Regions from separate parts of the Homo sapiens genome. Here regions 1 and 2 are each linked to region 3. A link is a loop called in an ENCODE intact Hi-C map of the cell type or tissue named here. Cell type or tissue: mammary epithelial cell. All regions are shown on one strand. Region 1 has its middle 18 kb from the start of ZP4. Region 2 holds the start of ZP4 (zona pellucida glycoprotein 4). Region 3 has its middle 170 kb from the start of ZP4.

Evidence for each region. Peaks named below come from ENCODE experiments on the same cell type or tissue, not always from the same donor. Only the 100,000 strongest peaks of a DNase experiment are listed, where the experiment ranks them.
Region 1: it touches region 3 in a loop (4-fold over the local background); 3 of 110 quality-filtered maps call a loop at or near these places.
Region 2: a loop joins it to region 3, with 3 times the contacts of the local background. A loop is called at or near these places in 2 of 110 quality-filtered maps.

The regions. Positions count from the first base shown.
Region 1 is chr1:237,869,159-237,877,158 of GRCh38, reverse strand. It overlaps the pseudogene LOC100130331. Among named protein-coding and RNA genes, the nearest start is that of ZP4, 18 kb to the left of the region's middle. In mammary epithelial cell, no CTCF peak of the experiment used is centred here; a DNase peak (open chromatin) is centred at 3,488; H3K27ac peaks cover 846 bases.
Region 2 is chr1:237,884,402-237,892,401 of GRCh38, reverse strand. It overlaps ZP4 (zona pellucida glycoprotein 4), which reads left to right and starts at 1,480. Exons shown (of 12, transcript NM_021186.5): 1 at 1,480-1,941; 2 at 2,226-2,347; 3 at 2,433-2,535; 4 at 3,892-4,044; 5 at 4,841-5,028; 6 at 5,534-5,631; 7 at 6,516-6,646; 8 at 6,822-7,011; 9 at 7,087-7,237; 10 at 7,555-7,633. The coding sequence starts at 1,767. It also overlaps the pseudogene LOC100130331. In mammary epithelial cell, no CTCF peak of the experiment used is centred here; DNase peaks (open chromatin) are centred at 221, 4,061 and 7,961; H3K27ac peaks cover 2,360 bases.
Region 3 is chr1:238,060,649-238,068,648 of GRCh38, reverse strand. No RefSeq gene overlaps it. Among named protein-coding and RNA genes, the nearest start is that of ZP4, 170 kb to the right of the region's middle. In mammary epithelial cell, no CTCF peak of the experiment used is centred here; DNase peaks (open chromatin) are centred at 4,998 and 6,268; H3K27ac peaks cover 2,655 bases.

The DNA of each region.
Region 1 (8,000 bases), 190 kb after region 3:
CTGACAGAGCAAGACTCTGTCTCAAGGAAAAAAGTTATACCCACCAAATTGTCTTTTAATCTAAATATTAGAATAAGGGGCTGAATTATATTTATTCCATGTTTACCAATTGTTATGTGACTCATCGGTTAATTTATCTGGTCTTTGTTTTGTGACGCTAGAATACCTCAGACTAGGTTGTTTATAATGGACAGAATTTATAGAGTCCCAGTTGTGGAGGCTGGGAAGTCCTAAATCAAGATGTCAGCATCTGGTGAGGGCTGCCTTGCTGTGGAGACAGTAAGAAGTGGCCAAAGTTGCCCTTTTATAATGGTACCAACCCCACCCATGAGGGTGATGCTCTCATGGCCTAATGACCTCTTAATGGTCCTACCTCTTAATACTGTTACAATGGCTCTTTTGTTTTTTCTTTTCTTTTCTTTTCTTTTCTTTTCTTTTCTTTTCTTTTTTTTTTTTTTTGAGACAGCCTTGCTCTATCACACAGGCTGCAGTGTGGTGGCATGATCTCAGCTTACTGCAAACTTCGCCTCTCAGGTTCAAGCACTCCTCCCCCCTCAGCCTCTCAAGTAGCTGAGATTGCAAGTGTGTACCTCCACACTCAGCTAATTTTTGTATTTTTAGTACAGGTGGGATTTCATCATGTTGGCCAGGCTGGTCTGGAACTCCTGACCTCAGGTGATCTACCTGCCTCGGCCTCCCAAAGTGCTAGGATCACAGGTGTGAGCCACGGTGCCCGGCCCAGCCTGGCAATTAAATTTCAACAGGAGTTTTGGAAGGCACAAGCATTCAAACTGTTATATCCCCTCGTCAGTCTATAAGCAGTCCTCTCAGAACATTAAATTTATCTTATGTGTGTCAAAAACACCTAGAAGATTATTTTCAAAGAAAATAAGGGGGAAAAGTTTGGAAATGTTTATGGAAGGATACAAAATTTCAGCTACAAAGAATAAGTTAAAGAATTTTACAACATGGTGACTGTAGTTAATAACAATGTATTCTTGAAAATTGCTAAGAGTACATTGTGTTATCACTACAAAAAAATAAGAGGTAATGTATGTGTTAGCTAGCTCAACTTTGCTATTCCACAACATATACATCTCAAAACATTGGCAGGGTGCAGTGGCTCACGCCTGTAACCCCAGCACTTTGGGAGGCTGAGGCAGGTGGATCACTTGACGTCAGGAGTTTGAGACCAGCCTGGCCAACATGATGAAACTCCATCTCTACTAAAATAAACTTTTAGCTGGTCGTGGTGGTGCATGCCTGTAATCCCAGCTACTCGAGAGGCTGAGGCAGGAGAATCACTTGAACTCGAGGGGCAGAGGTTGCAGTGAGCCAAGATCATGCCACTGCACTCCAGCCTGGGTGACAGAGTGAGACTGTCAAAAACAAAAAATGGACATGATCAATACAAATACTTGTCAATTAAAATATGCTTTTAAAAATGTTAAAGCAGAAAAGATGTTTCCACTGGCCACCCTTCCCTCACAGAGGGGAGGCGAACGCCCCTGACGCAGTCCTGAGACAGGCAAGGTGGGATTGTTGAGAAAGCTGGTTTTGTTGCCAGTCACCTTCACGGAAGGCTCTGCTACCCAGACCTTATGAAGTCAGACTTTCCTCCTAAAAATGCTGCTGTCCTTGTTTAGGGCAAAGGGCCTGGCACAGAGCAGGAGCTCAGAACATTTGCTGAGTGAATCATAGCAAACCATGACATAATTTAACCCGATTTAAAGGAGTCTAGAAAGTTGCCAGAGAATGGCTGGATTTTAAGCAGTTCGTATTTGTTCCCTAATGTAGCAATATGTGACCAGAGAGGCCGCTTCGGGCCAGCAGGTTACCCATCTCTGTCAGTAACCTCTTTGCACCCTAGCTCCTGTGTCTCCAGGATGGGACCCTTGGCTCATAGAAATGAAAAGCTTTGTGATAACAAAAAATCACAAATCCAGTTGCAGCTATACTTAGCCTTTGTTTCTCATAATTTTTGAAATGGCTTTGAGATATAATTCACATTCCATACAATTCACCCATTGAAAGTATACAGTTCAGTGGTCTTTAGTATATTCATAGAGTTCTGCAACCATCACCACACCAAAAGACACCCTGTACCCATTATAAGTCACTTACTAGTCCCTCCTTTCTCCAGCCCACGGCAACCACTAATTCATCTCTATAAATTTGCCTGTTCTGGATGTTTCATATAAATGAAATTGACATGTAGCTTTTTGTGATTAGCTTCTTTTACTTAGCATGTTTTCAAGCTATATCCATGTTGCAGCAAAACTCAGCAATTCCTTTTTATGGTTGAATATCTACTTTTCCATTTTGTTTATCCATTTACAAGATGAAGGACAGTTGGGTTGTTCCCACCTACAGGTTGTTGGGAATCCTGCTGCTATGAACATTCATGTATAAGTTTTTGTGTGAACATATGTTTTTATTTCTCCTTGGTATGTACCTAAAAATAGATCTGGGCCATAAGGCAAGTCTATGTTTAACATTTTGAGGAACTTCATAACTGTTTTCCAAAGTGGCTCTGCCGTTTTCTATTCTCACCAGTAATATATGAGGGTTCCAATTTTTCTACATCCTTGCCAATACTTGTATCTGTCTTTTGTCTCATTGCAAATTAGTATTTATATACTATCTTTAAATATTAAAAAGGAATAAAGCCAATAAAAGGGCCCATAATTTTACCTACAAAAAAACTGCCAATGACCAAATTAGGAAAAAATCAAGCCATAGAAAAACATGAAAAGAAATCCCATTCCCCACTCCCAGTTCCTCTCCCCCAAGGTAACTGCTGCTCAATTTCTTGTATGTCCAGAAACAAGCTTCATGTGTGTTTACCCTTTAGTTTACACAAAAGTAACTCCATTCATATTCCCCTGCACAGAGATGTCACTGTTGGTTTTACACACACACACACACACACACACACACACACACACACACACACACACAGTATCTGTCTCTTGTTCAGGAAACCTGTAGCCTACAAAGAATAAGGACATGTTAGCTAAGGATGAAGAAGATGCCCTGCAGGAGTCCTGAGCAGTATATGTTCCTTTGTGTCCTCTCACAGGGCCTAGTAAAGTATATATGGGAAAACCACTTTTATAAAATGACTTTGTTTTGAACACAGTGGGAAGAAATAGTGTATGTCGGCCTTTTTGCAAAGCCCTATAGTAAACACTAGGGGATGGGGAGGGCTGAACTCGTGGTAAAGGGTGCTTTGAGGCCCTTGCATCATGCTGCATTTTGCCATTAGATCAGGCTCCAGGGTCTTGATCGTGCTCTGTGTGCTGTCTTCCCTGTCTCCTTCAAAAGGTTGCTTACCTGCAAGCATGCTGTTCCTGGCATTTGCTGTTGCCCAGGAAGCTACAGAGAGGTGATGGGAAGGTGCCTATGAATAAGTCCATTCATAATGAGGGCCAGGGAAGCAGCTCTCTGTCAAAGTCACAAATTCCATGAGTCAACCCTTTTTGCAATTACCATGCAGACAGTCTTAACACAATCTCTTTGAGTGACTTTTGTAAGATGACACCAAAGCCCTGAGACACCTCAGGGATGACTCAGTGCCCTTGACTCGGGGCCAGTCAACTTGATGTTCTGTGTTTCCTGTGATTAAGTCCTTTCCTTATTTCACCCCATTGCCTTTACATTGTAAGGTTTCCCAGATTGACATTTTAGGCCTTTTGTACAAAATTTAACCTCTGGTACCTCAGGAGTTGTCGTCTTTGGCCACAAAAGAAAAAATCTTGAAAACTTTAATAATTGAAATGTGGTAGCACAATGAGAGAACTTCCCCAGTGATGGTCTGATGAAAAAATATACCCGAAAATATTAATGGAAAAGTGCGCGGAGCACAAAGCCAGCGTTATTTAAATATTAGGATTGTGATAAATATTTATTTCATGTTAATGTACTGGGTAAAATGAAAAACAATGAGGTGCAGAATTAATCATGAGTCTAGCGTGGTGAGCTTATCTAAGCGAAAGGTTATTCTGTAAAACAGATGGTGTTAAAAGGAAAAGATTAATTTCTGCATTTTAACCCCTAAACTGTTGAGAAAGCATAAAATAATTACCGTTTTTTAGTATGTACACCATGCCAGACGCTCTTTAGGCAATTTCCATGGATTATTTTATGTGATGCTCATAAATAACCCACAAAGTAGGTAACATTACTATCCCACTTTTAAAAAATGAGATTTGAGGGTTTTTTTTTTTTTTAACATTGATGCTAGATAGAGGAACGTGGTTTTTATAAGAAACATTCAATAAATATTCCATACATAGTGAGTAAATGACTGTTATTGATGGACTATCCCAGTCCTGTGCAGGCTGACCTTGGCAACACCCCCAGTTCTACAAGTCTGAGAAATGACAGAGAAGCAATTTAAATCCCCGATTTTCCAGGACATCACATACATCTCCTCTCCAGATTTCATTTATCTGTTTGCTCTATGACTTCCTGCCTTCTACAGAGCCCAGGAACCTGAGGGCACTAGTAGATCCACTCAGGAATCCCAGTTTGGATTTGAGTTTTTCTGATTCTGTGCCCTTTCCATGGTAGCACCTGCCTCCATTCTTTTCCATTCTAGTAGCTCTCTTGATTTTCTCCACTTTGAGTTGGAAATGTCAAACACAGTGTTCCATTTAACTCCCTCGGCTTTGTATCTCTTTTTATAGGTCCTCGCACAGGATAGGTCCACAGGAGGAAGCTGGTGGCCTTGGCATCTCAGCACCCCTGGAAGCTCAGCAGGAGAGGTTTTGCCTTTCAGCCACTCTGTGGCCCAGTGTGCTTGGGTAACTGTCTCTGCCGCCTCATCTGTGTAAACTGGGATAGTCCAACAACCTGTGGGGTAAGTCACTAATGTGACATATTATTTTGACTTTTACCTTATTACAGTTCAGCTTCTACTAAGACTTTGGGAATTTGGATTTGAGCAATTTGTCTCAAAAATAGCTCTTCTGTCACATATCAGTCCCAAGCCAGACCTTCAAGACCCTCCACCAGCTGCCCTATAACTACCTTCATCTAACTGCTCCTTGTCTTTCCTGGCCCCTGAGTCTTCAGCTGCCCCCTTTAGGTTAGAACACCTGCCCCTAGATCCCAGCCATGTGGGTTATCCGGCCAATGGCCCCAGCAAGTTCCCTAGCAGCCAGCCAGCATCACCACCTAGACACATGCCAAGACAGTTGTTAAATGGAACACTGCATTTAGGTCACTAGCTGGGAACTTCATAGCCACTCCCTTCCCCACCTGGAGCACATGACTTCTCTCTTCCTGCAACCCCTTTTCAAAATGTACTCTTCCCATAAAGCTTCATAGTATACTTTGGGATATTGGAACAATCAAATTACATCAATACATAGAAAAGAATTGTGAGGTTTAAGTATGATACATTTAATGAGCTTAGCACAGTACTTGGCACACAAAGTGCAACCAACCAGAGTTCTCCATATTGTCATCCTCACTGGTGTTACCATCATTCTTATCACCAACGGATGCTTATTAAATACATACTTATTTGCCGTGCAGAACTTAAAGTTGTAACCCACAAAATGAGCAAAATTGATGAGCTATCTAGGACTGACCCCACCCCTCCTTTCTTGAAGAAGCATCGTTTAATCAGGTAGCCACTCCACCCCGTATATCTGTGTTCATAGGTGATGCTGACCCCACCCCAGTTCTGGGAGGAGGCCTCTTTTGTCTGAGAGGAATCCCATCCCTCTTATTACTAGCTGGTTCTGGAGTGAGTGCGTGAGTACCCCAGCTCTGAGGCTGGAGAATTCCTGCAGAGGGAATTTGGAAAAATCTCCTCACTCCTAAGAGCTATTAAGAATCTTCTCTCAGCTGGGGATGGTGGTTCACGCCTGTAATCCTAGCACTTTGGGGGACCAAGGTGGGCAGATCACTTGAGGTCAGGAGTTCTAAACCAGCCTGGCTAACATGGTGAAACCCCGTCTCTACTAAAAATACAAAAAAAATTAGCTGGGCATGGTTGCGGGCACCTGTGATCCCAGCTACTCGAGAGGCTGAGGCAGGAGAATCACTTGAACCTAGGAGGTGGAGGTTGCAGTGAGCTGAGATCACGCCATTGCACTTCAGCCTCAGCAACAAGAGTAAAATTTCACCTCAAAAAAAAAGTACTCTCTCTTCTGGCCTGAGTATGGGATAGACTTAGTGACTGGCTTCTAACTAACAAGCATGCTGCAAATAGTCGGGGGTTAATGCTGAGGCTAGATCAGAAAAAGCATATGGCTTCCATCTGGCACTCACTCATTCTCTCTTTTTACACCTGCCCCTGGGTCCCAGCCACATGCTGTAAAGTGGTCCCAGCTAGTCTTGTAGCAGCCAGACAGCATTACCACCTAGCTATGTAAGAGAACGTACCTAGACATATGAGAGAATGTACCTCTAATGAATCCAGGTCCCAGATACTTCGGGATAGAGATAAGCTGTTTCTACAGCATCCTGTCTGAATTCCCAATCTGCAGAACTTGTGATAGATGATAAACAATTATTGTTTTAAGCAACTAAGCTTGGGGGTACTTTGTTGCACAGCAGCAGATAACAAATGCACCAATATATCACAGACATCTCCACATTAACGATGTAAATCTGCATCATCATTAAATGGTGTGGCCAACTGACATTAGCCAATCTGGCCATGTATATGCCTTAAGTTCACTTTGGTAGAGATTGGTAGCTACAGAAAATTTTGAGATCATGAGAGTCAGCTATTCCCCTCACGAATGAAAACAAGGTCAAATTCACACACACACACGCACGCACACACACACAAAGAGAAAGGATCACAAAAATAGTCATGTCATCTATTTCATGAGCTGGGGGAAAGCCCAACTCTAGGTCTTTTGCCATCGTGCAGAAAAGCTTCACGTAGCCAATGCGGAATATCATAGAATTTGGTCAGTCTGGGCACCAGGAAAGCGAATCCAGACCCAACTGGAGTGCTGTCTAAAGGTGAACCTGAGTCTAAACTGGCCCCTGGATTTTGGGATGGAATCTCAAGTGTCATCATAGGCCACAGGCCTTGCTCCATTCTTATGTTCTTTTTCAGGCAAATATAGGGTTTCAAATAGTTCATTAGACCCAATCTTCAATATAACTGATTTTGCCAATAAAGACCATTCTTAACAATCACTCCAGCCATTAGCAAAGCCTCCACGTTTGATGAAGAGGTGGGAAAGAGGAGGATCTTGACAGTGGTCACACTGGGTGAGAGCTTCCTGATGACAATGTTAGCTGACCATTCCTACGGGTTTTAATTTCAAAGGGAGCCAATGGCTATACTTAGGAATAACTTAACACACCATATATGATGAAATATTTTAAAACAAATATAGATATCCTTACAAACAGCTACATGGCATTCCATTGTATGGCTATACCAGTCTTTATTGTGCTGTCTTCACTTGGTAAACATTTATATCATGGCCAGTCTTTACAGTATTATAAACAATGTAGGGATGAACACCCTTATACAGACACTTTTATGTACTGTACTTGTTATTCCTTGAGATAAATTCCTTCAAGTGAAATTGCTGGGTCAAATGACATGTATATTGCCCAGTTTCTCAAAATGTAATACAGCAGTATATGAGAGAGTTAGGTGAAGTTTTCAAAAGAAGCTGTACTTCAAAACTAAAGGCAAAGGAAACCGAAAGGAAGCCCCAAAGAGGAAAAGTGAAAAGATCATCATCCAAAAGACCACTAGTGTGGCTGAACAGCAGAATGGTGAACTGTGTTTGTGGTATCAGTTTGCAGTACCAGAAGAGACTGTCTCTGGCATGTACTGAAGGTGATTTCTCTTTGAAGAGGGAAGAGCAGGTTGGCTTTTATGCCTCACGGGGTCCATATTACACAGTAGAATCATACATAGATTTGGGGGAAAGCTATACATATTTATGAGGGGAGTCTTGTGTATGCACAATGGGTAAACACACATGTAACAGAGAGCTCAGTTTACTTTG
Region 2 (8,000 bases), 180 kb after region 3:
GTCAGGAGACTGGCCTTTTAACTCCTGAGACATCTTGCATGAGTCAAATCCTCAGATTCTTTCTTACATGTGCAATCACATGATATTTACTTGAAGGAAAAATACCTAAGGGTTATGAGTTTGAGCTCATCATAAAGGAAATGAATTTGTACCGGTGAGGTTTGGAAACTACATTTTCAAGGGGGTTAGCCCTAGGACATGGCCACTAATGAAAGCATATTCATTGATTCAGTCTTTACTCAGAGAACACTGAGTACATACATCCAAGGCACGCAGGATGCAGTGACAAATAAAAAAGTCCCTGGCCTCACGTGCTTCTAGTGGCAAACTGAATAAGAAAGAGGTCATTACAATCCAACCTGGCAAATCCTGTGAGTAAATGGCATGTAATAACCCAGTGGTGAGCACCTAATCCAGGTAGACGGTGTCAGGGAAGCCACATCTGTCTTTGAGGGCAGAGTCCAGCTTTCCTTCAATGTCATTTTTCATCATGTGGTTAAAAGGGCCACCAATTTTCCCAGGAAGACACATACTTATTTGTCCTCTGTGATGAGTTGAAGAGAACTAGAGATACCTAGTTACACATTCTCAGTGCTTTGACTACAATTTTTAGTCAACCGAAAAATATCAGTCTAAATACAATCAGGGTACAATTTGGGAATATTGGTGGCAGACTGCAGAAGACAAGTTTCCATGCTCTTGCCTCTCCAGTGGGGAATGTATCCATTTATCCCCAAATCTCTTAGAATTTCTCTACAATCTGGTCTGACACTCTAGCTTAAAGAGTGACCAAAGTATATAACTTGTAGTTTATGTGGAAAACAAAAATGTAGAAAGCAAGCAAGAAACCCTGACATCTTTATGAAATATGCCTGAAACACAGCCGAAAGATAAAATTGTCAAATAGCTGTAAGAGGCAGAACCAGTTTGAGGAATTCATGGCCTAATCCACATTTCCCCCAGATCCTGTGGGGAAACACTGTAGGACAGTTATGGCAATGAACCACTTTGGAATTTGTTGAAAGATTGCTGTGGTAGGATTCCCTCTAAGGACCAGGAAAGGGTTCAAAATCAACCTTTCTCAGGAAATAAGTTTAGATTTTTTTCTAGAATTTCAAGACAGGCTCTAATCGTACAGAAACTTTTCTAGAATGGATGGAGAAGGTGACAAGGCTTCTCAAGGGCCCCAACTCTCACCCGACAATGTTGACTGAGCACTCACTGCTTGGCCAAGCACTGTGCCAGGCACCTGACATAGAATCTCTTGCTTAATCCTCAAGCACACCACTGCCAGGAGATAGCATTCCCATTTTACAGATGAGAAAACCAAGATTCAGAGAGTTTGTAACGTACCCAGACCCCATAGTTCATAGATGGTAGTTTCACACCCAAATGTGCAAAATTCTAGAGGGAGGTCTTCTGAAGTCAATAAGTTCAATAAACTGGTGGGACAAATGCTATGTTGAGCAACCCTGAGGAAGCTTTCTTTCCTTCCTTTCTGTTAGCTAAAAGTTACTACATTTTTCTTGGGCTCTGAAGTCTGCCTGGATTGTGGTATTTAATGTGAGGCAGCTGCAGACTGTGCCCCAAAGCAAATGAGGCTAGAGGAATTCCCCTTTCTGAAGGCATCCCACCTGAGTGTCACAAAGATGTGCAGCTGAAAACAAGCCTGACTTCTGTATATAAAGGAATCTGGGCAGGCAGACCCTCGGCTCTTGGGAGAGGAGGCGGAGAGTCTGCAGCCGGCAGGAACTCCTGGTAGCATTATGTGGCTGCTGCGGTGCGTTTTGCTGTGTGTTTCATTATCTCTTGCTGTGAGTGGCCAGCATAAGCCTGAGGCACCAGATTATTCCAGTGTGCTCCACTGTGGGCCGTGGAGCTTCCAGTTTGCTGTAAACCTCAACCAGGAGGCAACGTCTCCTCCTGTACTAATAGCTTGGGGTAAGTTTGATGACTTGCCTTGCTTAGCCAAGCAATGATATGTCTCCTCTACTACCTAAGATGTCTCCCTATCTTCCCGTATTGATACTTTCACCTTCTGAGCCCTGTTGCATCTTTCTGCAAAAGAAATAGTCTAAGTTATAACTACATCTGATCTGAATCTGATTTCCCTCTTGTTCCTCTTATTGACAGTTGCTCCTTGGGGTCTAATGGCAAGGCTGACTATCCTTTCTGGCACTGGAGACTGACCGCTGTGTTTTCTCACCTCTTCCCCACCCCTCCAGACAACCAAGGGCTGCTGCACGAGCTGCAGAATGACTCCGACTGTGGCACCTGGATAAGAAAAGGTCCAGGCAGCTCCGTGGTGTTGGAGGCAACCTATAGCAGCTGCTATGTCACTGAGTGGGTGAGTATGACCCAATGGCCAGGGAGACTGTGTGAAGCGCCTCATGCTACCATCCAGGCTGACCCCCAAGGGCCTGTCTCTCCAGGACTCCCACTACATCATGCCAGTTGGAGTTGAAGGAGCAGGCGCGGCTGAACACAAGGTGGTTACAGAGAGGAAGCTGCTCAAGTGTCCTATGGATCTTCTAGGTAAAGGCTGGAAGCTCTCAGGGTCTTGTGGGGGTGGTGGGGGTGGGGTGTGAAAGTACTCTTGGTCCTCTCTGACCTGCTCTGTGCAGTGACACCTGACACTAATGAAGGAAGGATCATGTCCCAACTCTCACCTCCATGGGCAATCCTTAGGATAACTACCAATTGAGACTCCTCAATGCCAAGGCACTGTGGGTAAGCACTTCAGGTGTTACCTTCCCTAACCCTAACATAGTGCTGCAAATACTACTGCTGGCCAGGCACAGTGGCTCACACCTGTAATCACAGCACTTTGGGAGGCTGAGGCAGGTGGATCAGGTCGGGAGTTGGAGTCCAGCCTGACCAACATGGAGAAACCCCATCTCTACTAAAAACACACAATCAGCCGGGTGTGGTGGTACATGCCTGTAATCCCAGCTACTCGGGAGGCTGAGGCAGGAGAATCGCTTGAACCTGGGAGGCTGAGGTTGTGGTGAGCTGAGATCGTGCCCTTGCACTACAGCCTGGGCAACAAGAGCGAAACCCTGTCTCAAAAAAAAAAAAAAAAAAAATACAACCTATCTCTTGCCAGGAAGTTTTCCCAAGGGCCTATCACTGGTGAATGACTGAGCTGGGATTCAAAGAACTCTCCCAGAACCAGGAGCTTTTCACCCATGGGGAGAATGATAGGAAATAAAACTGAAGCTAGCAAGGGAACTTGGAAAAATACCTCCACAGAGCTAGATGTGCACTGAGACTAGGACCCAGGTCTTCCATCCCACAAGCTGGAGGGGTATCTGAGCATTTCCCTAAGGAAACAGCAGGAAGTATGATGCCTACTCAACTTTAGAAAGTCTCGCCTGACTGAGAGCCCGTCCTCAAAGTCAGAACAGACTCAAACTATAAATTCACTCTTCTCACCTGCCTTCCTTCCCAATACATAGCCAGGATGGGCAGCACTAATAAAATGAGGAATCATAGGCCCCACCCCAGTTCTGAACCAGACCTGAACTCAAAAACAATCTTCAGATAACTCATATCCAAACTAAGGCTTGAGAAACGCCTCTAAAGAACAGAAGGAAGGATTGTTACTGGAAGGAGTAAGAAACCCCCCAACTGCTTCTACCAATTTTGTTGACATTCTTGTTTTTAAAAAACTAATAGCAGGGCACTCTTACAAGGTGACTTAATGTTGACAACCTCCCAAGACTTAATCTACAACATGTAACCTCTCAATACTATCTACAATATGGAGTAGACACCTATTTCAATCATCTACATATCTACAGGAATCCAAAGTCAATGACTTGTATCAAAATGGTATTCAAGACTAACTTTTCCATTATCTAACCTGACTTACTCTTTTTCAAAACCTAGCCCGAGATGCTCCAGATACTGACTGGTGTGACTCCATCCCAGCACGGGACAGACTGCCATGTGCACCTTCACCCATCTCTCGAGGAGACTGTGAAGGGCTAGGCTGTTGTTATAGCTCTGAAGAGGTGAATTCCTGCTACTATGGAAACACTGGTGAGTAAGTGAGCACACCTCTGAAACCAGCTGAGGAAGTGTGGCAATTACAATGAAACCCAGAGAGGGGTTTGCTCAGAAGGCAAACATCAAGTGATAGCAGGCTGCCATGTAGCCATGCATCCAAGAACACTTGATCCCAATGTAACAGACTTCTACAACTCCCACTGTCCATTCTCCCAGAATCCAGATATAAAGTCAATAACGCTCAGACTTGAAGGCTATGTGCCAGATAATTGCTAGTGCCAGATAACTTCTAACTGACAGAAACTTATAGCGACTTTGGCTGATGGTCTTGGATTGTTTAGGGAGAGTCACTTCAAGGCTGTTGCTTTCTGCTTGTCTCTAATCCTGCTCTGAGGTTTTCTAACATAAACTTGACCTCAGAGTATGTATAGGTTGGTACAGGAGGAATCCCGGCTTTTGCCATTGTGGCAAAGGCTGCAATTACTTCTCTACCAACCTAATAATCGCACACGCTATTCCAAGATCTTAATCTTAACTGACAAGCAAAATGAGGTAGGAACTACTATCCCCCTCTTAACACATGAAACTGAAGCAAGGAGGTGCAATACTTGCCTGAGGTCACACAATAAGTCAGGGAGGCAAGACTCAACCCCAGATCATTTAGAGCCTGGGTTAAACTGTGGTTGGTTGATCTTGCACTGAGGTTGTCACTGGGAAGTTGTCACCAGCTTCTCAGTGGGATTAAAAGTAACTAAGTGGTTAGACTTTCATCTGGTTCTCCCCACAATGGGAGAGATGACCTGCCTTCAGCACAGCTGCTCTGTTTCAGTGACCTTGCATTGTACCCGAGAGGGCCATTTCTCTATTGCTGTGTCTCGGAACGTGACCTCGCCACCACTGCTCTTGGATTCTGTGCGCTTGGCCCTTAGGAATGACAGTGCGTGTAACCCTGTGATGGCAACACAAGCTTTTGTTCTGTTCCAGTTTCCATTTACTTCCTGTGGCACCACAAGACAGGTGAGCAGTTGGGCTTTGTTCCTGGCTCTGGAAGTTGGGTGGGAAGGTTGTAGTGACTAGTGGGGGAGAGCTGAAATATGTTGGCCGTGAACGATACTTGTGACTACTACTTGGAGTTTGGGAGAGTCCCTAGGGCAGGAGAATGCCTCATCACTGAAAAAGTTAATCTCTTCTGGGTGTTCAGCTAAGACCATCACAGCTGTGATCTAGCTAAGGGGCTGTCATTTACCGTGCTATAGAGAAGAAACCAGCAGGGATGCTGACTGGAATTGGTAGTGCTTCAGCTGCCTCTCCTAGGTGCTCAAATTCCTTCTTATTCCTTTGTCCTGAGATAAGGCGAAGTGATAACTTGCCAGGATGTCACTGCTATGTGTTCTTACCTCTGCTGAAGTAATAGGAAATATACCATACAACAGGGTAGCATTGCTGAGGGCTTAGACCAGATGCAAGTCAAGCAGCATAACACTAACAGAAATGATCAAGACTTCTCCATCTATTCCTGTAGATCACTGGAGACCGAGCAGTATATGAAAATGAACTGGTGGCAACTAGGGATGTGAAAAATGGGAGCCGTGGCTCTGTCACTCGTGACAGCATCTTCAGGTAAGGGCTTGGCCAGAATGACTTCCCATCTGCCATAAGGTGGGCATTCTCAGGTAAGCCCTGAATCCACAAATGAGCATTCCTCAGCAATAGGAGAAAACCTGTCTGCTACCTTGGTTCACCAATTGCACTGCCCATTACTTGATTAGGTCCATCTGTGTTGCTGTCTCCAACCCGACCTAAGCCTCAAGCTCACCTGGAGTTCTGCTATTTCACTTAACTAGATTTTTTTCTCATTTTGGCCTTCTCCATTCTACATTTCAGCCTACATTTCTCCATTCTACATCTGGCCTTCTCCACTGTCCATGCTGTAGCCAAAAGAATTCCTTTAAAACCTTAAGTCAGTCAAATCACACACCTTAAAGCCATGGACAAAAAAAAAAAATCTTTAAGATGAACATCAGGACCCTGCATAAAACAGCTCCTACTTCATCTCCAGCCTGTTCACTTCTAACATTCTCAGTCCCTTACTCACTATTCCCCGATTGCAGCCTGGTTCTTCTATGGAATTCTCAAAGGGCCTCAAGCACTTCCTTGCCTCCAGGCTTTGCTCTATATTGGGTGACGCTTTCCCTGTACCTCAAGTTTTTCTTTCACCTTCATATCAAGGGTACCTCTAAGGTCTTCCCTGATCTTCTCTATGGCAAGCATCTGTTTCTCATGATGCATCTTTATTTCTGTGTGCTTATCTCCAACTCAAACATTGGTCCTACTTGTATATTGGTCTCCCCAACTAAAATACAGCTCCCAGCAGGGCAGGAACCACATCCATCACACTTATAAACTTGTCTAGCACTTAATGCTTTCCTTGAGTTAAAAAGAAAGGATGTGTAACTGACACCCACTTCCCACAACCAACTAGCTAAAATCTTGTTTCTCTGCAGGCTCCATGTCAGCTGCAGCTACTCAGTAAGTAGCAACTCTCTCCCAATCAATGTCCAGGTTTTCACTCTCCCACCACCCTTTCCTGAGACCCAGCCTGGACCCCTCACTCTGGAACTTCAGATTGCCAAAGGTATGACCCCCTTGGCTGGAGTATCTGGCCTATAGTCTAAATCCAGTCTTCTGGGGCATGAAGACCCTAAGTTAGTAACAAGACACTTAAGGGGCTTGGGGCTATTTAAAGGGGTGACAGTCCCTCAAGTCACTGAGAGATTACTACTTCAAATCCTTATTTCTGCCTCTTGCAGATAAAAACTATGGCTCTTACTACGGTGTTGGTGACTACCCAGTGGTGAAGTTGCTTCGGGATCCCATTTACGTGGAGGTCTCCATCCTTCACAGAACAGACCCCTACCTGGGGCTGCTCCTACAACAGTGTTGGGCAACACCCAGCACTGACCCCCTGAGTCAGCCACAGTGGCCCATCCTGGTAAAGGGGTAAGTGGTTCTTTCATACACCTGTGCTGAAATTCTCAAAGAAGCCCATCCTGACTGCTGGGTCTCTTGGTCTAGCTGCCCCTACATTGGAGACAACTATCAGACCCAGCTGATCCCTGTCCAGAAAGCCTTGGATCTTCCATTTCCCTCTCACCACCAGCGCTTCAGCATCTTCACCTTCAGCTTTGTGAACCCTACAGTGGAGAAACAGGCCCTCAGGGGACCGGTAGGATGTTCCCTTCCATGACACTCACCAGGGCTCTGAACCTCCCCAACTTACAACTGTTTCCATGTCCTACTACTCTGCAGCCAAGGAAGCCCTTTAATGCTGGCTATTGGTACTGACTCAGAGCAACCCTTGTTACTAATTACATGAGTGACATCTGTCAACTGGACTCCAGTTCCTTAGTGCCATTGTGATATCAACTTGGACCATATCAATTTTCTGATAACTTCCTGAACCTCTTCCTGGGGAGGCAAAGCAGGTTTAGAGATACATGGCATGGTGATACTACAAATGACCTGAATTCTGTTGGCTCCCAGGTGCATCTGCACTGCAGCGTGTCAGTCTGCCAGCCTGCTGAGACACCATCCTGTGTGGTGACCTGTCCTGATCTCAGTCGTGAGTAACCAAGCTGTTAGAGGACAGATTTGAATGAATCTTGAGTCCCATGTCTAACCTTTCCTAGTCTCTGGCCAAACAACTCAAACTGAAGATTCATCTTACTAAGGCTTCTCTAAGTACTTGCGGTGCCATAGAACAAAGATGACTAGCTTCCCAGAATCCCATGTCTCCTAAAACAAGCTATAAATGTTCGGGTAACCCTCAACCTTAGCTTTTTCCATATAAACTTTAATTCATCCACCAACCAAGGCAGTTTATGGCCTATCTTATGTCTCATTTTAACAAGATACACCTGAATAGTTGAGAAACATGTCTGTACCTGCTTGACAGGTCTGGCAATGCAGCCTAAAGATCTATAAGTAGA
Region 3 (8,000 bases):
AAAGGCACTAAGACAATACACTTCATCCAAATTAATTAACTGTGCTACTGGAACCTGAAAGTCCATCATTCACTATTAACGCTTTTTTATTTTTAAGTCCATCATTAGCTACATGAGCTAGACATAAAGTCTTTTGTTCTTTAATAAAATGTGAGACGAGATAACACATGAACTCATCATCAGCTATTAACACTTCAGTGTGTGTTTATTCATGATGCTCTTTAATGTGAAGACCACGTCCTTAGAATAGAATCCTGTAGGAATAGGGCTCAGGACATTCATGCTTTAGAAAGTGAAGGATACAGGGACTGTGCTCAAACATCAACTCACTTGGATGGTATCTGACCCCGTCTGGACTAGGTGGCCGTCAAGTGCTACACTCAGCCTCCTGGGATTTATATGCTGTAGCATTTAAGCGCTGTCACCCTCTGTCTCCCTGACTCCCTGGTGGCAGAATTTTTCCTCCATTTTAAAAATTTTATTTTTAGAACCTAGGATGATGCCTAATAGTTACAAGATATACAATATTACATTGTCAAATGATCAAGGGAAACATTTCATAGTCCTTAATCTTTCTAGTATAAAACATCAAACAAATTTCATGTAGAATATCTCTTGGTAGCTATTAATATTGTGAAATTGTCTTTGTTTTAAACACATTCACACATTATGATTAATGTATTTTAAGCATATTTATGTGAGCCATCTTTACAAATTCAATAATTCCTTTTCTAGTAAACACTAAAACCTATTAAATCAATAACATTGATTTATGTATATATATATTGATTCATAACCTAAATATATTTATATTTTATACACATTTATTTGCATGCTGTAAAATATAAAATTTAGATATATTTTTCTGTAACTTAATAGGTATCTTGGCAATTCAGAAAACAAATTTCTGCTCCAGAGCTGCTCTGACTCAGGCATCTGTTTCCTTTAGGTGTCTGGTTGAGAAAGTACTCAGAGGGTAGAGGATACTTGAGCAGGGTAGAGACCCATTAGACAATTTTGTGTGGAGGTCAATACAGGAGGTAAATTGTCTACTTTGGTTAGAAGGTGCCTGGTTTATTCACTGAGACTTGATTACAACAAAAGATAGAGTCACACAGATTGGAGTGATTTGGAAAGTAAAAGAAAATGACAAATATTCAGTCTAAACTTCCAGCTACTACTCAAGAGAGCATTAGGAAATATAAACAAGAAGACCTTCAAATAGGAAGAGCTTTACACAAAGTTCTTTTAAAAATAGATTTCTGGGATGGGCGTGGTGGCTCATGCCTGTAATCCTAGCACTTTGGGAGGGCAAGACAGGTGGATCACCTGAGGTCAGGAGTTCGAAACCAGCCTGGCCAACATGACAAAACCTCATCTCTACTAAAAATACAAAAATTAGTCGGGTGTGGTGGCGGGTGCCTGTAATCCCAGCTACTCAGGAGGCTGAGGCAGGAGAACTGCTTGAACCCGGGAGGTGGCGGTTGCAGTGAGCTGAGATCCTACCACTGCACTCCAGCCTGGGTGGCACAGTCTTGACTCCATCTCAAAAAAAAAAAAAAAAAGGAATTTCCTACTTCTATCATCAAATATTCAGGTATAAAATAGTTAAGTTGGTTAAATTTGCAAATCCCTATCTTTCCACTCAGTTAGCTGTAAGACCATACAAATTTAAATATCTTATGTGTTGGCTTTCAGCAAGGAAATATGAAACTGAGTATACAGCGTTCTTCTCAGCCACCAGCCTATTGTTCAGTGACACTTCCCTGAACTGTGTTAGACATGATAAAGGTTGCAAAGAACACTGCATAGCCTCATCCATGCTCATGGTAAGGAAAAGACTGAATGTATAGCAACAAAGAATACAAACCCATATGGGAGTTAAATTCCATCACAGTCAAGCAATTGTCACCTATGCTTATCCATGCACTTTATTCACCAGGACAGAAGCAATGAGGGGCTAAAAAAACAGATGCTCAAATGTTCAAGTCTAAGCTTCACGCCAACCTCCTCTAAAAAAATTCTCCCTCTCAAAAAGTTTGCTTAACTATCTCATCCAGTTCCCTTTATTATCAGCCCCCTTTAATTTCCACCATCCCTTTATCTTTCCACATAATTATTTTATCTATGAATATTTGATGACAGTTTGCAAGAAATCCATTTTCAAAAGCTCTTTTCAGAATATGCCTCTGAGTTTAATAATCTTAATGGGGTAAGCCTATTTTTAAGCTGAATAGCTCAAAGCCTTATTATCAATTCAAGTATGCTTATTTATTTATTTGGAATCACATTTCAGCAAGAAGAGTCTCTTAGAGGCCTTTCCTCATTTTTCTGAGCTGTAATTGCAATATTTCCGATGCTGAAAACTAAAATCAAGTTTAAATAATTTTGGAAGTGTAACTTTTTTCTAGCATAATTTTTTTATTTCATATCATTATAGAATGTAACCCCAAATGCTGCATCCTTATACAGATAAAGTAATTGTTGGGTGTAGCATTGCTATTGCATTTAAAAGAGCTTATGTCCATAAATGAAGATACCTTCTAGGATGTAAATTGTTCTTTTAAAAATGCAACAATTTTTTAAGATGTACTTAGCTGTATATAGCCAACAAAATTGAGTACAGTGGCTCTTTTTGTGCCTTTGTACAATAGACCATAACATTCTGAGACAAAGTCAAAGGGCAGGAGGAAGGGTTGGAAGATGAGAGAATGGAGGGTAGTTGGTAGAGGATATTAAGGGGAGGTAAGGTCTGAAATCAAAAGACAGGAAGACCTGAACAGTGAGTTGTAGGAGCTCTCAGATAACTGTGGAAAACATACACATAAATCCTTGTAGTATGAGGTAAACTCCATATATAGAACAGGCTACCCAGTGCATGTGAGGCATGTTGCATATTCTTTTCCTAATCAAACCTGCCTTTTCTTCTTTTCACTTATGCCTGCTGTGAAGATTCAGAGTCACCACAGACTCTGCCTTGCTTCTCACTCCGGATCCCACACCCGCATCTCCAGTTGTTTCAACTGGGCTTCTTTAGACAGCTGCGCATTTTACAGCCCATGCCCTATGCTGGTTCTTTGAATTTATTTGTCTTCTCTAAGCCTGAATTTGTATCACATGTACAACCTTACAAAAAAGAAGCATCTCCCTCCAAAGAAATTTACAAGAAATGAAAGAGAATAAAGTGGGAAGCAAAAAGTAGCATCATAAGAAGTCACCTTGAAGAAATAAATGGCAGTTGAAATGAAATGAGCAAAGGATATACTGGCTCTTGATGTACAGGATGCTCCCACCAAGTGTCAGGAGTTCCATTATACAGGATCACGTGTCTTTCTTTATGACTCCAATCCTATTACTTAACTTTGCAATAGGGAATATTAAAGTCATCGTAAAACTCTAAGTGCTACTTAGATTGAGTTTAAGATTTAAGAATTCATGGACAGGCAATACTTGGAATATTTAATTATACCCATGTCTCAGAATGTAAATATTTAGACCTTGTTATACAAATAATGTCAGAACCACATTGTAAGTTGAATACCATTCCTTCTTCTTTTCTACTCCATATCTGTTGGGAGACTCTACAGTAGACACTGGGAGACCAAAACTCCCACTACAACAACTAGAAAAAAACAAATGAGGTACAATAGTCATATTTTTAAAGGTATCAGAGATCTGTAGAAGTCACAAAGGTTAGATAAATTAAAATTTCAGTAAGCAGAGAATCTCTTGAATGTGAGCTATATGCATCTGCCAGAAAAACAGAACCCATAAGAGATAGATGCATTAAGAGATTTGTTACAGGAATTATCTTACACAATTGTGTGATGGGCTAATCAAGTCTGAAATTCATAGGGCAAGTGGTCAGGAAAGGAACTCACAAGAACTCCAAATAGAACTCCATGGGTCGAAGCTAAAGCTGTTGTATATGGGAGAATTATTTGTTCTCTTGGGAAAGCCTCAGTTCTGCTTCTAAGGCTTTCGGCTGGTTATGTCAGGCCCACCTGGATTATCCAGAATTATCTTCCTTATTCAAAGTCAACTGATTAGGTACTTTAATTACATCTGCAAAATCTTATCACAACACCTAGTAGTGTTGACTGAAAGACTGGAGACTGCAGCCTGCTCAAGTTGATACATTAAAAAAAAAACCAACATAGTCTGTCCCTTGTTAACTTTGCACTCTGCTAATAGTGCATGTGAATCATTATTCGACCCATGCTGCAATCACTTCTTACTCCACAGGACTGAAGCACAAGAAGATTCTCCCAAATCCCCTCAAAGGGTGGGTGACTTTAAGTAATTGGCAATACTTGGAGCCTGTCCAGAATCTGCTATTCTCTTAGCTCAAGAAGCACAGTCTTGATTGTCCCCATAGTAGAGGCCATAAAAGTTTTAAGTGTTTATGATTTATAATATTATAGGTATTTGTGATATAGTTCTGTGCCTATCTCTTCATTTTGAGGATTTCCCTTAAGATATAGGAAGGCCAATTTATCTACCTCACTTAATTTCATATAAATATATTGGGGAAATATCCTTTCAAATGGATAAAGAGGTTTCTTTTTCTCTTCAAAGATGACACAGAATATTTTTCCTAGAGAAAATTTACCTGGTGTTCTCCACCAACCATTACATGTTTTTGGACCATCCCCTGTTTTCTGCTGAAACTGCTCCAGTACTAAGTTTATATTAAAAAATATCTGTATAACCCAAAGCCAAATCTCTCAGAAAATGTCTTTCAAGGTTGTCAAATGAAGTAGAATCTGAGGGGGAAAAGGGCTTCCATCATTTATTTCCTTTGGGTATACATTTATTGAATATTCTGATGTCCATTTTGTCAATGTAGAGGCAGTCCACAAGATCATTTCCAGCTGAATAACTCAGGCTGCCTGGTATTGATCCACACTTCCTCCTGAGATCTGCACACCTGGCAGTGAGCCATGCAGACCGCTAAGTCAGAGGCACTGTCTCAGCCATTGGCAAAGGGAATGACTCAGCTGTGCATCAACCATGAGCTGGGTTTAATGAACATTGAAGCAGAAAATTTACCATCTGGCTGGCCACATGCATGCAGTGTCAAGCAAAACTCCATCAGCAGCACTCATTGCAGCTGAACTATAGCAAACCTGGTTGCACGCAGAGCCGGCACCGCATCATCTACACCAAACCCTGTGCTTAGCCCTGCAGTCTGTACAGCTCCACTTAACAATGACTCCACGGAGCAGCCCAGTTTGCAGTAGCAGGAGCCTCCATCAGCACCAGTAAAGGCCAGTCTCAATCTCACAGGCCTTCAGAACCCCCTCACACAGAGGATATACCCCCATGTTGAAAGACTGAACAGGTGTGCATCCAATTTCCTCATCTATCTGCCCTCACAATGAACCCCAGGTTTTGATATGCTCCAAAAGTGCATGCTCAAGAAGGGGATCACCTAAAATGGTAGGCACTTGATTTACTAAATCCAGATGACGAAGACATCTGTCTTCCTTACCCCTTGGAAGCCAACTTTTTAAAGGCACAGGACCTACTCTCCATTGGTGTTCTGATGCTAAAACTAGCCAGATCTGGCATTAAGTTTGGAGGCCGCCTTCACCCTCACTCACACAACAGACTCTGAGCCATCTGCTTCCAGAGAAAGATAGCTTTTCAAGTGACCGGGGGTACCCTAAAATAGTCAAGATCCCTTCACTGGAGCCGTCTAGCAGCTGGAGGCCTGAAGATCAGGCTAGATTGGAGTATTTGTAAACAGTCAGACTTACCTGGTCTACCTTGTTTCTAAAATCAGCAGCCGAGAAGGAGCAGAGGAAGGATGGAGCATGCAAAGTGGCACAGCTGGATAGTGATGGTCTATCCAGGGTGAGCAGACCCTGCCACTCGAAATACCCAAGGGCAACTGCAATGCCCACCACAGCTAGGGGGATCCATAGGAAACGAGCAGCTTGCGTGGAGAGCTACCACTGGCGCCTGGTCAAAGACCCCATCCCCACTTGTCTAAAGTCTCAGTCCACTGCATTTATCCCTCATGCCAAGTCTCCAACTTCCCCTCAAAGTTCCAAAGCTATTACCAGATCAACTTGTTGCTGGAGGGCTCAAGAGGCTCTGTGGATGCCAGTGTGATCCCAGGAGAGTCTCTGCATGCCAGTGAGACCCCAGCCCAGCTAGTTTCCAGATTCTTGACACAATCACAAGAAACAATTCAGAGATGAGTCAGAAGGAGGTGAAAGGCAGGAAGCTTTTATTGTAAAGCGAAAGTACACACTGAAGAGAGAAGTCCAGGCATGCTTGTGAGAACAAGTCATGCATACAAAGCTTGACTTTCTAATTTTATGAGTGTTTCTTTAACTGAAATGTGGAATAATCATTAGATGTTCTGGAAAAGGAGATGATTTCAGGGATGTGCCTGCACTCCTACCGCCCCTTTCTCCCCTATTTGGGTTTGCCTGGAAGAGTCATGGACATGTCACACGACCAGGATTTTGGCCATTTTCTCTCCTTATTTTGGATTTTCTGTTATCCTGTGGTTTCTTTGCCTAGTTTCTGTTTTAGCTGTTGTTTGAGGTTTTCCATTTTCCTGTAACTACCCAGTGCCATTTCTATCTCATGTGGACACAAATGGGGACATTCTCTTCCCTGAGAGGTCATTATCTCCATAAATTGCTCTTCTGCCCTAACAGCTCCACCCTTTCATGCCCTAGCATATGCCCAGAAGTATGTTCTAAGGCCACACCTAAAACATAGGCATCTATTGATTCTGCTCAGTGATTGGGAGGATGGGGTGTCTCTAACCATTATTTCATTTGTTCCACAATCCCGATCTAAACCACATTGTCATTCTGGTCATTCTGGCCAATGCTGCCAACTGCACCAAAGTAACAAAGAAATAAAGGTTCAGCCAGGTTCTCAGATTATCAAGAGTAACACATCAGACCCAGTTAACGTTATTTTCATCAGGGATAAATGATGCTATGAATCCATTTCGCCCCCCTGGTGCTTTCCTTGTTCTTCTTGGAGGTGTATCCAAAAGCTGGTGATTTCAGCAGCTTATATAGAATGGGAAATCTTCGAGGTGAGAGAAGCCTGGAATTGTGGGCTTAGTGACCATACACTATTTTAAACTTTCTTGGGAGAGATGAGTGAGACAGTGACCTCAAGAATTATTCTATTATCCTAAAACAAAATTTATAGTTGCACTATAGTTATAAACACCTTCTAGGTGAGGCACAGTGGCTGACACCTGTAATTCTAGTACTTTGGGAGGCTGAGGCAGGAGGAAGCTCAAGGCCAGAAGTTTGAGACCAGGCTGGAGAACACAGCAAGACTCCATCTCTACATAAAAAAAAAAAAAGGTAAAAATTAGCTGGGTATAGTTGTGCATGCCTGTAGTCTCAGCTATTTGGGAGGATGAGGTGGAAGGATCGCTTGAGCCGAGTAGTTCAAGGCTACAATGAGCTGTGATTGTACCAATGCACTCCAGCCTGACCAACAGAGCAAGATACTGTCTCTAAAAATAAAATAATTTTTTTCTTAAACTTCTTTACTTCTGTATTTTATTTCTTGCTGTGTCATTGGCTTACTTAAGGATTTGATGTATCAGTATGGGTTATGATTTGCCTTGTGGATGATTCTTTTTGTGTTATTTTTCTATACTTACAAATCTTTTTACATGCTATTTAATGAAAAAGATCATATAATGGAGAAAAGTAAGTTATTATTTAAATTTTATGCTTGACGGACATAGGGACAATAAAAGTACTTTTCAGAGTAACAAAAATGTTCAATATCTTGAAAGATATATTAGTGTCACAGGTATATGTATTTGCCAAAACTCATCGAATTGTACACTGAAGATCTGTGCATTTCCAATCGGAAAGTACTTAATGCAACAGAACTGTGTACTTAGAAAAGGTTTAAATGGCAATTTGTACATTATGCATTTTTAACCATAGTAAAAAATAGATCTGTGCATTTCACCATATGAAAATATATCTTAAAAGAAA